Linked DNA regions of Homo sapiens: region 2 is linked to region 1. A link is a loop called in an ENCODE intact Hi-C map of the cell type or tissue named here. Cell type or tissue: endothelial cell of umbilical vein. All regions are shown on one strand. Region 1 overlaps DPP4 (dipeptidyl peptidase 4). Region 2 has its middle 38 kb from the start of SLC4A10.

Region 1 (2,500 bases):
TTTGTTTATTATGATGAGCCAGGGAGGTGAGGTAGAAAGAGCAAGAAGGAAGGAGTGAAAGAGGGAGGGAAGAGGGAAGGGAAGGAAGGAGGGAGACTTTTTCTTATGCATCAGTCAGTAAAGATTTCGTGTTATTGTTTTTAAATCTTCTATAATTGGTACCACCCAGTCACTAGGGTCAGCAAATTTTCCGTAGTTTTCCCCATATACCTACCAAGAAAGGGATCAGGGCTCTGAAAGTGTAGTCTTTAAAGATACTGTCCAATTAAGGCCAATTTAAGCCTCCTATACCATGCTTTTTATCTCTAAAGAGGCACAGTATATAAAGATGTGAGAAATGTGGAAACTGCGACTCGCTTACCATATGTCCTTATTCTTTTACCTCCATAAAAATAACTGTTTCCATTCCTTAGTCATATGGAGGGTACGTAACCTCAATGGTCCTGGGATCGGGAAGTGGCGTGTTCAAGTGTGGAATAGCCGTGGCGCCTGTATCCCGGTGGGAGTACTATGGTATGTAATTGCTGCCAGGTACAAAGAGATACGGAGTGTTGACCTCAAAATGCCAGTAACAAAGCCATTCCTTTCTGAGTTTCAGTGTTTTTACAGCGAATAATAGGCTGATTCATCTTAGAGGTTCTTTTTGGATACCTATAATAAGATGATCTCATTTATTCTGCTATTTTGCAAGGCTGGGTGGTATATTTTATTACACGTTTGATTTTTTATCAACAAATTCTGTTTTCCGAATTTCAAAATAGCCCCATGCTACATTTCTACAGATAAATCATTCCTTATCTTTACTCTGATTTGATTCTTGGGTTTCACATATTAGCAGAGTGAGAGAAGTATGTATCTCTTTCCCATCAATTAAATGTCAAATACAAGTAGGGCTTTGGATGGGAAGAGGAGAGGAGGAACAGTGGAAACACCCATTGGGGGGTTGTTGTTTTTTTTCATTCTTAATAGGTGAAAGCTACTCTAGAATATGCTCTTTGTCATCGAGAGAGTATTATTTTATAAGGCATCATACACCTACCTCTAAGACTACAATTCTCAAAGGGGAGGGAGTAAGCGATGGAAGATGAGGGAGGAGGGGGGATTCAGAAGTGGTAAGGAGGTAATTGATTTTCCTGCACCTCTTCTAACCCCATCTCAAGTCTTCTGTCTAGTGTAAGAAAAGAATGGCTGATGATGAATAGCTTATTAAATATTTTATATCCAGAAATATGGTAGTACCCAGAGAAAAAGACTCTTTAAAGTCTCTCCCAGTCAAGATAAACCAATGTAAAAATACATTTATATCTTTCTGTTAAGAAAATTGGAGGGCACAGTTATAATTTGATCTACACACAATGAATTTGTTTTCATAATATTTTTCTGCTTGATATTAATTGTTCTGTTGGATGGCTTGTTTTTGGAGACCTCTAGTGGTCAATAAAATAATGGAGTAAATCTTTGTAAGTTTAAAAATATGAAATGAGAAGAAAACTTCATTTAATGTATATAGACCAATCTAATACATAGAAGTTGTCTAGAGTTCTTATATACGTGTAAATTTAAACAATTTTATTCAAAGATGGGACAAAAGGAATACGTAAATGGTGTTTCAAGGCATATTTTTTTAAAAGTTTACAATTGTATTATGCAGTTATGCATAATATTTTTTAAATGTTATTTTTAAAATTTCAGATCTTCTTATACATGTAAATCTGGTTAGCATAAATAAGAAAGGAGTATTGTGTTCTATGACAAGCAGAATTAAAGTCTGCAGCTACCTAGGGGAAAATGTGTTTCGCCCTTAAAAGCCATTTTTCCCATCTAACGTACAACCTAAGATATTAATATTTAAATGCTAAAGTTAAAAGAGATATGAGCATTTTATGAAGTTCTCATATTTTAAAGTGTCTTTTAAAATATTCTATTTTTATATTAGTGTCCTTTAAATATATAAAATTATGCATAGTCAGTATTCATGTTAATCAAAATGATAAAATATCACTGTTAGTAATTTTGGAGGACAATATTTTGATTTTCATAGAAATGGCATAAAGTATGCATATGGAGCAACTAACACTCATTAGTGTAGTTTGTAATCTACAATACCAGTCATTCAAAAAGTGTTAGAATGTTGAATTTAGATAATATATCCATTTTTAAAATTAATGAAATCAGTTTTGAAATACTTGTAAAATTTTAGTGAAATTCAAGCCACCAACCTAGATAGCACAATGGCAAGATAAAATTCTTAGACTCTTTAACTGTAATCTGGTCACTTAAGGAGGCAGTTTTCAAAGCAGTTATGTCAGATTTTTAAAGTTTTACTGCAATTTGGCCTCAATAATTTTTTTACTGATATTTTAGGCCAAATATATATAATGTATCATTTAATTTTTTAAAATCAGGCAAAATATGTTTAACTATCCAAAATAACCAAACCAATTATGCAACCTGTTTTTCAACCATATTTATAGATAAAAGAGCTTATGTCATTTCAGCA
Region 2 (2,500 bases), 420 kb after region 1:
GAGGACACCATGCTAAGAGAAATAAGCCAGTCACAGAAGTTAAATTCTACGTGATTCCAATTATCTGAGGTAGCTAAAAGAGTCAGATTCATAGAGGCAGAGAGTAGAATGGTGGTTGCCCCAGGGCTAGGAAGCTGGGGAAATGGGGAGATGGTGGTCAAACAACACAAAGCTTCAGTTACGCAAGATGAACAAGTTCTGGAGATCTAATGTCCAACATGGTGAGTATAAATAATAATGTATTGCGTACTTGGAATTTGCTATGAGAGATCTTAAATGTTTCTCCCCACAAAAAGATAACTATGTGGGGTGATGGATATGTTAAGCTTCATTGTAGTCATCATTTCACAATGTATACATACATCAAAATATCACGTCATACACCATACGTATATACATTTTTGTCAATTGTACCTCAATAAAGCTGGAAATAAATAATGGTAGCTTCGAGGTTATGAATGTGTTAATTAGCTTGATTGTACTAATCATTTCACAATGTATATGTATATCAAATCATTACATTTTATACCTTAAACATATATATTTTTATTTATCAATTATATATCTCAATAAATCTTGGGAAAGATTATTTTAATTTTTTAAAGTTCAGATAAGCAATAAAACATATGATTTTCTTTCCTCTCCAAAATAACCAAATTCTGATCTTTTTTTCTAACTCAAATTATACTGACATTTCCCAAATTAGGTCAAATGTAAAAATACATATTATAGGTATAAGTAAATAGTCTCAAAAGCGTTGAAAAAAATGTTTATTATGGGTATTGTCATCTATGGGTACGCAAGAGCTTAAGGTTCAACGTGCATATGGGTGCTTTCCATCTGAAAACCTTCTTCTAAGTATAGATTTTCCTTCCCTTCAAAGAAAAAGGGAAAATATTCAAGGATAGGTGCCAGTGAGGTTAATCATCTTTGGTCATTTTAAGAGCGGTTTACTCCTTGCTTTTAAATAACTTGCAAATAAAAGCAAGAGAGTTTGGTTAAACTTCCAGTTCCCAAAAATAACTGATTGTAAAACTATTTTTTCTGTCTTTCTTTAAGCTCAGAATACTTTCTTACTAATCCTTTTTTCACTTTTCCAAAGCCATTTACCCACCAATAGACCCCAAATCTTAGAATTTAAATTGACAATATGTTATCTGTGACCTAGGCTTTAGTGCCACTTAGTGTTCAAATGATAGAATTACAGCAAATCAAACCAAATCTAGCATCGTTTAGTCTACTGCAGCCTCAAAATATTTCCTCAGGATTTACAGACATTAATTTGAGGCCTCTGATTCCTACCTGCTTTACTCTGCCTGATATATATGAGAAAGACAGGAAACTCAGCATATACTAGATACCTGTCGGGAGCTAGCTCATACGAAAGCAAGGAATGAGTGCCAGAGATCTTTTTTTCGTTCTTTCTCAGCTTGAATCATCTACTACTGTGCCATGTCTCCAAATATAAATTGACTTACTGAAAGAAGAGGAGAGAGAGAGAGAGCATTTGTTTGGGGGAGGGGAGGTTTCACGAATTCAGGAACGAGACGTAACTAATAAGTCCCACGTTAACAGAAAATTAACATATCAATAGAAGTTTATCAACAAATACCACCAGTTATTGAGAACTAGGTTATGTAATCTTAATTCTGTTAAATAATATAAAGTAAAATAAGCAAGCTGGCATCTTCCATTTTGCACAACAAATTTCATGCCAATTTTGCAAAATTTTTATTCCGTAGAAAAGAAGAAAATTTTGAACACTGGTATATTTTATTAACAAGCAATGAATTTAAAAGCTAAACACTGGATACTCATAGGCATAAAGATGGCAACGATAGATACTGGGGACTACTAGAGTAGGGAGCGGGGGAGGGAGACAGCCAAAAAACTATTGGGTACTATGCTCACTACCCAAGGGATGAGATGATTTGTACCCCAACCTTAGCATAATACAATATACTTATGTAACAAACAGGCACATGTAACCCCTGACTCTAAAATAAATTAAAATTATTGTTTAAAAATTTTAAAAAATTGGAGTTTTTCTAATAAAAAACAGAATATAGGAAATATATTAGAAAGAGTAGAAATCGGCAAATATAAATGGGAAGAAGTTAAAGAAAAGAAATAATGATAAAACTATGGCCAAAAAAAGAGTCAAAAAAAATTCACATGGAAATAATAAATAAAACATCATTCAAGTTTACCCAGGAATAACATTATGACAACTATCCATTAGAAGACTAAAATAAAGATCCACCATGTGGAAAAGGATGGAAAGATCAAAATTTTTTCTCTTGTAAATCTGTGATTATACTTTTTTAAAATCTTACATGCAAAAAGAAGTAAATTAAAGAAACTTTCTGGTAACCTTTTCTTTTTTTTTTTTTTTTTTTTTTTTTGAGATGGAGTCTCCCTCTCTGTTGCCCAGGATGGAGCGCAATGGCGCGATTTCCACTCACTGCAGCCTCCGCCTCCCCAGGTTCAAGTGATACTC

The links. Hi-C counts contacts between places; a loop is a spot of excess contacts. Peaks named below come from ENCODE experiments on the same cell type or tissue, not always from the same donor. Only the 100,000 strongest peaks of a DNase experiment are listed, where the experiment ranks them.
Region 2: it touches region 1 in a loop (3-fold over the local background); 6 of 110 quality-filtered maps call a loop at or near these places.

What each region holds. Positions count from the first base shown.
Region 1 is chr2:162,006,575-162,009,074 of GRCh38, reverse strand. It overlaps DPP4 (dipeptidyl peptidase 4), which reads left to right. Exons shown (of 26, transcript NM_001935.4): 22 at 414-513. Among named protein-coding and RNA genes, the nearest start is that of DPP4, 66 kb to the left of the region's middle. In endothelial cell of umbilical vein, a CTCF peak has its summit at 1,411 (motif pointing left); no DNase peak of the experiment used is centred here.
Region 2 is chr2:161,585,433-161,587,932 of GRCh38, reverse strand. No RefSeq gene overlaps it. Among named protein-coding and RNA genes, the nearest start is that of SLC4A10, 38 kb to the left of the region's middle. In endothelial cell of umbilical vein, a CTCF peak has its summit at 1,200; no DNase peak of the experiment used is centred here.